2 separate regions of the Homo sapiens genome follow, and region 1 is linked to region 2. Evidence: chromatin contacts called from ENCODE Hi-C or POLR2A ChIA-PET data. All regions are on one chromosome and are shown on one strand. The core of a region is the stretch at or near the end of the contact, and the rest is flanking DNA. Distances in the headings are between cores, read along the strand shown. Region 1 has its middle 29 kb from the start of LTBP2. Region 2 overlaps LTBP2 (latent transforming growth factor beta binding protein 2).

Region 1 (4,692 bases), core at 220-2,719, 47 kb before region 2:
ATACCCGAGAGCCCCTACTGAAATAAGCAATTGAATTAAAAAAATGGGGAAGAAGTAACAACTCTTCTTGGCAGAAGAATTTCAATTAATAAATATAGAAGAAAGGAGGGAAATACAGAATCACCACTATGCAGACACAATAGTAATAATTGTCGGCCAGGAACAAAAATCAAAAACAAAAACAAAGTTGTTGATAAGATCCACCAGTGATGGCCACTCAAATCAGTGGGAGAATCAGGATATTTGCACAGTCTCAAATTATCTTCCCCAATATACTTATTAACTAAAGAGGGAAGTATAGTAGTAATTTTAGAGTGGAGAAACAGTGGAGAAATCCGGCATATATGAGCTTAACTAAGAGATCAAGATTAACATCACCAGGAATAAGATGTGTTGACATTACGTATCCCCTGAGACGATGCCTTGAGGTCACAGCATCACCTCTATTCTGTGTATAACCTCAATCTAATCACAAGAAGACAGCAGACATACCCAAGTTGAAAGATAGACTACAAAATAACTGAGGGGTACTCATTAAAAGAGTCAAGGTCATGAAAGACAAGGATAGACTAGAGAGCTGCCATAGATTAGAGGAGACTAAGGAGACCCAACAACTAAATACCCTGAGCAATCTGAGAGCAGAAAAGGGACATGGGGAAAACAGAGGAAATTAGAAAAGGCCCTGTAGTTTGGTTAATGATACCTATGTTAATTTCCCATGTTAATTTGGTAATTGTACTCTGGTTATGTAAGCTGTTAGTATTAGTGGTTCACATACATCACTGTACTATTTTTGCAACTCTTCTCTAAGTCTATAATTATTTCAAAATGAAATGTTAAAACATGTATTTATTGAGCACCTAATTACCACCAAGCATCTGGGATACAAAAGCTTAGTTGTACAAAGATCACCGTGACAAGGTTCACTCCTGCTTTCAAGTAGCAGTGTTTCTCAAACTTTAATGTGCATTCAAATCACTGGGGTTCTTGTTAATATACAGATTGTGATCTGATATGTCTGTGATGGGCCCCGAGATTCTGTGTTTCTAACAAGCTCCTGGTTGACGCTGATGCTATGGGCCCACGGACCACACATTGAGTAACAATGGCTTGAAGTGCAGTAGGAGAGCAAAACATGCACACACGTGGCCATGATAAAAGAAAGTGAGCTGTGCGGTGACAGCTGAGAACATACGTGACAGGAGCCCCAGACTTCTCACATGGGATCCTGAGCAGAGAGGAATCCTTCAGGCTTTGCGTGCCTTCTGGCCTCAGCCTGGTTCTCGAAAGCGTTGGCCAGTTCTTTCCAGGCTACCTCTGGCTGCAGACTTGCTGGGCCGGGCCAGGCCAGGCTGGGGCTAAGTGTAAAGGGACAGGTGCAGAGTAACTGATGCACTCAGAAATTCCACCAGTGCTTATGAGAGCCAGGCCTGGCCTTGGGGTGCACACATGTTCTCTCTCAGACCTCAGCTGGTCAACACCAGCCCAGCTTTCCCTGGAATGATCCCTCTGACCAGCTCTCAGGCGAGAAATGCTTGTGTGATGTATTGCTCCCCAGGGCTCTCTGGGATCCAAGAATGTACACAAACAGAGCCAGTCAACCCAGACAGTGCATTATTTCTACTGATAAACATATATGTTCTTACAAATATGCTCACAAAATTGCCGAACTATGCTCAGCACCCAACTAGTAGCTTCGGCCACATTCTGCCTAGTGATACCGTTTTGTTCGGATTCTCAGGCCTCCTAAGAGTACCTGTGATGTCCCCTCCCCAGCCAGTCTCAGCTTGGCAAGCTCTCATAACACTCCACCCTCATAGCATCTCAATCCATGCAAAGTCATTCTAGACTTTAAGTCCAGGGAGGCCATACTGTGGGCCGCTGGGACCCGAACAGATAGAATCTTCTCAGTTTAACTCTGCTTCCTGGAAAGGTTTGTAACACATATTCACACAGGGGACTGTGCAGGAAGATGTGCGTGTTCACAAACAGGTAGCAGGTGGCATCTGGGAGTCTGGTTGACAGATTTGTAATCCACAGCCAAGCAAGTGAGCTCTGAAAGATGGGGCCTGGAGAAGGTTGCTGAATCTTTTTTTTTTTTTTTTTTTTTTTTTTTGGCAGAGTCTTGCTCTGTCGCCCAGGCTGGAGTGCAGTGGTGCAATCTCGGTTCACTGCAACCTCTACCTCCCGAATTCAAGTGATTTTCCCACCTCAGCCTCCCACCAAGCAGCTGGTATTACAGGCATGCACCACCACACCCAGCTAAATTTTGTATTTTTAGTAAAGACGGGGTTTCATTATGTTGGCCAGGCTGGTCTCAAACTCAGGTAACCTCAGGTGATGTGCCTGCCTCAGCCTCCCAAAGTGCTGGGATTACAGGTGTGAGCCACCACGCCCAGCCAGTTGCTGAACCTTTAAGGGCACTTGCCACGTGCCAGGTATGTCTCATTTGGCCCTCCCAGACATGCCTTTGGCGGGTGGTGGGCGGGAAGACTCTAACATGGTGTCAGCTGGGAGCCTACCTAGCCTGGAATTTAATTCTTCCCCAGCCCCCAATATTTTTGTGGCTTAAGTGAAGTTGAAGCTTCTCTCTAAGATTTCTGTGAACTCCTACAGACTTGTGGGTCCTTGAGCCCCTCTGCATCCATACCTGCTGGGGCAACCCTGCCATGGTCACAGCAAACCAAACACAACTTCCTCTAAGCAAATCCTGTGATCAGTATGGAGATGGCAGGGAGTTGATCTAATCCTGGCCCTATCCCCAGGGCCTCCCAGGAGATCTGTTGCTGTCCTCCTCCTCTATTTTGATGCTACAGACCCAGTGCAGACCCCACAGGTTCCTGATAAGCTCTGAGTCCTTCCTTGGACTGACAAGTTGGCCAAATGACACTGCTTCAGAGGATAAGCAATCCCTCATGTTCCAAAGATGAGAGCTCTCCTGATGTCCCATTTTTGGGTCCCATGAGACTTCAGGATCATCTTCCAGCCTAAAATTGATGTCTGTTTTGCTTCACTTCTCTTGTCCTTCTTTCAAGTCCAGTAGAGCCCATTCCCTCCAGGAAGCTTCCCCCAACTCCCCCAGCACACAAGGACATCTTCTTTCTTTGACCCTCTGTATCCTATTGTCAAACCCATCACGGGAGGCAGGAGAGGAAAGAGGTTACTGGTGCAGGTTCTGAACTTAGCTGTCTGGGTTCAAATCCCACTCCCGCCATCTGGGTGTTGTGTGACCATAAGCAAATTATTTAGTACTTCCAGGCCTTAGTTTCATTGTCTTTAAAACAGAGGGAGTAACAATAATTCCTATCTCATGGGGTTGTTATAAAGATTAAAAGAGATAATGCGTGTAAAGCTATATAGACTAAAATCTGGCATGCAGTAGCTGCTTAATAAATATTACTTATCAATAGCTATTGATATCAACCATTCAATTAGTACTTAATTTCATACTGCTTTATTCCAAGGGTATCAGGGATGACTTGCTGATGTGAACACAGGAAGAGGTCTCTTAATGATAATTGCAGCAACAACGCATCTCTTGCCAGGCACTGGGTTACGGGCTTACTCACATTATCTCTGGGCTTGAAGAACCATCAGTTAACCAGTGAAATAGTGTGGAAATTGTAGCATGTTATGAGGGTAATTTGGTATTTTTTCTGTTTGTTTGTTGTTGTTGTTGTTTTGTTTTGGTTTTTTGTTTGTTTTTTGAGACAAAGTCTCACTTTGTTGCCCAGGCTGGAATTTAGTGGTGCAATCTCAGCTCACTGCAACCTCCGCCTCCTGGGTTCAAGCAGTTCTCTGCCTCAGCCTCCCGGGTAGCTGGGATTACAAGTGCCCACCACCACACCCGGCTACATTTTTTTGTATTTTTAGTAGAGACGGGGTTTCACCATCTTGGCCAGGCTGGTCTTGGACTCCTGACCTCGTGATCCACCCACCTCAGCCTCCCAAAGTGCTGGGATTATAGGCCTGAGCCACTGTGCCTGGCCATGAGGCGTGTACTTCATTTGAAATGAAGTGCAAGTGCAAATACAGGGTTTTAATTTATTGGGGTGTTTTGGGTTTTGTTTGTTTGTTTTGTTTTGGGCTGTGTAAATGGGGACTAGGAGAACTGGAGGGTACAGATTTGCCAAGGTTTTTTCCAGACTTGTCCAGTAGGAAAAGTGTTCTGATTATTTCCTGAGCAAGATCTGAAAATCTGTCAGATGGAGGATCAGCAGAGCTATCCTGAAAACCTGCCATTTAGGATCTAGGTTGTTCAGTCAAATCTCTCCATTAGACCTAAATGGGGCCTGGAAGCAAGAGGCCTGTCTGGTTGTCAGCTGGTTGTACTCACCATGCCTGTCTCCTTTATTTAAATTGTTAAAAGCAAAGGCAAGCTTGACTCCTAGCTCTCTATTCCTTACAAGCTATGTGACCTGGACAAGTTGCTTAACCTCTCTGAACATCTGTTCCCTTATTTGTGAAATGAGGACAATAATGCTTGTGTAATACTTCAGTCCCCTTGAGGATTAAACAAAATAACATAATCAAGAGCATAGCACAGTGTCTGATACTTGGCACACCAATAGCTATTATTATTTTCCTCATCTTGGGACATGAAAACTGCCTCATAAGCTGCTCTCTTCCCAGAGCATTTGCTTTTTATATTATTTTGTTCCATCCTCTTCTACGTTTCCTAGATAAACTTAT
Region 2 (4,759 bases), core at 140-2,639:
CTGGCCTCTAGGCTGGTGCACATGCTGCTGCCTCTGTGTCTGCTCCCCGTCATCTCTCTGTGCGGCTGGCCCTTGTCATCTACCCAGTCTCTGTTTTGAGGTGTCCTCCTCAGAGGGGCTGCCCTGGCCACTCTTGCTTGAGTGGCCCCCACCGGCCTTGTTCTTCTGGATCTTGGGCCCTCGACTGTCTCCTCCATCCCTCACGTACCAAGTTCTGCTCCACTTCTTTGTTTTTAATTTTTATTTATTTATTTATTTATTTATTTATTTATTTATTTTTGAAACAGCATCTGGCTCTGTCACCCAGGCTGGAGTGCAGTGGCGCAATCTCGGCTCACTGTAATCTCGGCCTCCCAGGTTCAAGCAGTTCTCCTCCCTCAGCCTCTCAAGTAGCTGGGATTACAGGTGTGTGCTACCACGCCTGACTAATTTTTGTATTTTTATAGAGACGTTTTGACTAATTTTTGTATTTTTGTAGAGACGTTTCATCATGTTGGCCAGACTGGTCTTGAACACCTGACCTCAGGTGATCCACCCGCCTCGGACTCCCAAAGTACTGGGATTACAGGCATGAGCAACCACGCCCATCCTGCTCCACTTCTTTGTTTACCTATTGAGTGACAGTCCCTCTGACTAAATTGTAAGCCCCAAAAGGACAGTCTCTCTTGTTTGCCATCCTGGCAAATCGTGCGTTTGAATGCATTACTGTTTTCTAGAGAAGAACACTGAGGCTCACAGAGGTGATGAAACTGGCCCCAGGTGAGATCCCACAGTCAGAACTCAAACATGGGTCTCCGACTGCAGGGCCAAACTGTCCTTCATGCCCCTGCCCTGGCCTCTCTGATTTGTCAGTGTTTGGGGTGGTGTTCTCATCCTTCCCGACCATCCTGGGCCTGGGCGCGGGGCTGGTGCTGCTGTGGGAGGATGGCTGGCTCCACTCCAGCCTAGAACTGTCTCCCCTGGAAGCTGCTTCTCTGGAAAAGACTCATCCCCAGGGACCCCTCCCAGCCTGTCTCACCTCTGGGGCCCCTCTGGCACTGAGGCTTCCTCCCAGACAAGCCTTGGGACTGTGGGGATGGACAGACAACTCTTCTCTGCTTTGGGGCAGCAGCTGGAGAGGAGCCTAGGCCTCTCAGCCCTGGGCCATGAGCTGGGCCCAGAGTCTTCCTCCTCATGCCTGCTGGAGCCGGTGGGATTGGGGCTGCTCTCTGCCCCAGCCCCTGGCCCCGCGGCTCCCCAGCCCTGACCTGGCCCAGTGTTGCAGCATTTGTTAATGCAATTAACAGGGCGGTCCATGCTGAAGGGCTGGGGGCCAAGGTCTGACTCACACCTCCCCTTCCTCCCCTCCAGCCGCCAAACCCAAACGGTAGAGGCCCGCTTGGTCTGCCAGACAGCGTCTGCAGAGAGCAAGTGAGGGGCCAAGAACGGCATCTTTCTCTCATTAGGAGGTTTTATGCGAACACAACTGCTATTTTGGAGCTGGGCACTTGGCCGGCCCCTGAGCCCCAGTGCAGTTTCCAGCCGTCCTGAGCCATGGTCCTGGCACAGCTGTGTGGGAGCTGGGTGAGCCCCTGAGGCCCTGACTTCTCCCACAGCCTGGGGGCTCGGGTCCTCAGTCAGGGCCTGGGAGACACAGCCCCTGGGCAGAGCTTGAGAGTGGAGAGAGCGATTCTGAGGTGGATTCCGAGGGTGGATTCCGAGTGTGGGTGTGAGCCAGACAGGGATTCCCTGGGCTAGGGGATCTCTGACATCAGGGTCCCTCTCCTTCCTGTGGAAACCAAAAGTCAAGGTTGTGGAGAAACAGCTCAGGGCCACAGGTGGACCCCCCAGTAAGCAGATTCCAGGGACAAACTGAGGTCTCCAGGTGAGGGTCCCAAGTTGGATGCCCAGGGGTGTCTGAGGTAAATACTGTGGATGAGGTGCAAACTGTCCCGTCTGCGAAGGCCTCTAGCTGTGAAAGGGGACAGGGCCCCGGCCTGAGGAGGGGATCGGGTGGCTCAGTGGATAGGGTCTTAGCATCCCACTGGCACAGATTTTAGGGAAAATGGAGGTTTAACCTGGGAAGCAGCTGAGCTTCAGGAATGGGGGGCTGGGCCCAGAGTCTGGAGTTGAAGTTCTTCCCCCAGACCAGAGCGGGTGGCACTGGAAGCCACTGAGGAAGGGAGAGGCTAAAGGGGCCCACCCTGAAGTTGGTGCCTCCTCTATCTAACGGGTCATAGATGGAGGGCAAAGGTGTCTCTGGGGCCCAGGAGAGAGAGCCGATGACAAACGCCTTGCCCGGGGGGTAGGGTGGCAGTGGGGAGGGGCCTGGCTATATTTGACACCTAGAAAGCAGTCCCCACCCAGCACCATGGCCCTTGGTTGTTTATCTCTGTAACCAGGGCTTGATCCCTGGAGACGTGTTTGAGTCCCAGCTCTGTGTCCTGGGGCAAGTGACTGGGCCTTTTCTAGCCACAGGGCCTCGTCCATAAAATGGGCATAACAATCTATATAGAGTTGGTTTTGGGGATGAATGATATGAACGTGATAGCTCTTACTGTGCGCCAGGTACCATTCTAAGCGCTTCATATTGTTCATTTTTAATCCTCACAACAGCCCTATAAGCTAGATTGGATTTTTATCCTGAGGGCCTGAGTTGACATTGCCCTTTCCTGGGGAAAGGGTCATAGCCAAGAAGCTCAGAGGCCATCTGGCCTCTGGGGGAGTGGTTAGTTTTGTTGTTGTTTTAGGCTTTGCTGTGCTGGCCAGTGGAACTTCCTGTGATGATGGAAATGTTCTATATCTTGCTGTCCAGTGTGGTAGCCCTGAGCCACATGTGGGTATCGAGCACTTGAAATATGGCTTGTGAGACTGAAGGAACTGAATTTTAAATTTTATTTAATCTGAATCCATTTAAATTTAAATAACCACATACAGTTCGTGGCTACAGTGTGAGACTCTCTTGAACAGCACAGCTTTAGAGAGTACAAAGTACACCCACGTCCAGGTGCTCAGCTGACACTCACAACAGCTCTTTGAAGCAAGAATTATCAGCCCCATATCGTGGACGAGGCCACTGGCACACTGGTGGAGACATCTCAGCGAGATGACATGTGTCCAAGGTCATGCAGCTGAGATGTAGCAGAGCTGGGGTCAAACCAAACCAATCCTCCTGCCCCCGACCCCGTGTTCTTGCTACTACCCAGTAGCCAATGAGCAGGGGCTCTGAGCAGATGGTAGGAGCAGCCTGCATGGGGTGGTCGGGAGGGGCTGTTTCTAGAATCTCTCCCAGGCCTGCCCATTCTGAGTTTGGTCCCTTCCCAAAAGTAGGGGTTTTGTGTGGAAAATCTGAGCAAACCTCTGTTGACTGTTCTGGGGTGGAGTGAAGGGAGAAGGGGCTCAGCTAGGAACATGGGGAGATTAGGGGAACAATGCCTTTTATTTCTTGCTTTTAAAGCAATTTCAGGAGTTTTCTTCCTCTTTTGGCGTCCTGCTGACTCCACAGAGCGGAACACCCAAAGCTGGGACTTTCCACCTCTCTAATGCTCAGTGAAGAGCGGGCCAGGGGGGTGTGGAAAAGAAAGGGTCCTGGAGGAGCCCAAATTACGAATGGCTAGAGACTGGCATTGGCAAGCGAGGAGGCTTCGTCACAGTGTAGTCTTCCGGTTGTCCGAGGGTACTGTCCCAGGGGCTGGGGGGTATTCCGTCTTCTGCAGATCAACTCCCGCAGGCTAAATGTGGACATCGCGGTATCATGCTTGATAAACGGACCAATAATCAAGTGGAGATTCATTAGAACCACATAACCCATACTAGGTTGATTTCTCAAGTATAAGGCCTGGTCTGTTGCCCAGGCTGGAGTGCACTGACACCATCATGGTTCACTGCAGCCTCAAACTCCTGAGCCCAAGTGATCCCTCCCACCTCAGCCTCACAAGTAGCTAAGACTAGAGGTGTGCACCATCACACCCAGCTAATTTTTAAAGTTTTTTTTGTAGAGATGGGGTCCCACTCTACAAAATATATAAGTATAAGGCCTGGTCTGTTGCCCAGGCTGGGCAACCCTTGGACTAAGGCAATCCTCCAGCCTCAGCCTCCTAAAGTGCTGGGATTACAGGCGTGAGCCACCGCACCCACCTCTAGGATCTCTACTATTGAGGAAAAATTGGAGGCATCAAACTCCAAGGGCAAAACATGAAGACTCGCTGGCCCACCATGGATGGAGGTTTTCTCTCTTAAAATTCCCACAGCACCGCATGGAACTGCCTCTCCTGGGACCTCAGCGTTTCCTTCTTTGCTCTAAGCAATAGCCTCTGCCACTGGAGATTCTGAGATGGCCGATTTCCTTTTGGATATTTAAGTTTTGAAATCATGCTCATTTGGCATAGGAATGTTTCACTTCAGTCTCCTTTAAACAAAAGGACACACAACCACGATTGCCCCTCCCTCCCGAAGGGTCACTGGACTTCATGCATCAGTAATGTTTCCAAAAATATCTTAAGTACCAACATGCAGTGGCCAGCTTTTCATTTTTCCAAGTGAAGCCATCAGGAAAAAACAAAAAACAAAACTAATTACCACTTGTCATCACCTTTAATTAAAAAGAACATTTTAACTCCAAAAATGTAGAAAAGACATCATCTCAAAAGACACTCTTTAGATGGGAAAAATATAGCCTATGAAAAAGAAACAACCCAGGAAAGTGTTTCTTTTCCTGACTTTATGGCAGATGGGTAAAAACTGTCAGAACTGTCCCATTCATAGACAGGCACTGGAAGCC

What was found. A loop is a pair of places that touch in the nucleus more often than their neighbours do. ChIA-PET counts read pairs that join two places held with the same protein, here RNA polymerase II (POLR2A). Pooled maps may share reads with other maps.
Region 1: POLR2A ChIA-PET joins it to region 2 with 12 read pairs in WTC11. The contact joins two enhancer-like sites. A Hi-C loop is called at or near these places in 4 of 168 maps with a recorded cell type or tissue (CD14-positive monocyte, astrocyte of the cerebellum, heart right ventricle and 1 more) and 3 of 50 pooled maps. POLR2A ChIA-PET finds 5 or more read pairs at or near these places in 10 of 52 experiments (AG04450, B cell, BJ and 7 more).

The regions. Positions count from the first base shown.
Region 1 is chr14:74,638,953-74,643,644 of GRCh38, reverse strand. No RefSeq gene overlaps it. Among named protein-coding and RNA genes, the nearest start is that of LTBP2, 29 kb to the right of the region's middle. Within about 2 kb of position 1,469, at least 2 of the 41 ENCODE cell types and tissues checked have a DNase peak (open chromatin) inside an H3K27ac peak, as active enhancers do.
Region 2 is chr14:74,591,746-74,596,504 of GRCh38, reverse strand. The region is part of intron 2 of LTBP2 (latent transforming growth factor beta binding protein 2); the gene reads left to right. Among named protein-coding and RNA genes, the nearest start is that of LTBP2, 18 kb to the left of the region's middle. Within about 2 kb of position 1,389, at least 16 of the 41 ENCODE cell types and tissues checked have a DNase peak (open chromatin) inside an H3K27ac peak, as active enhancers do.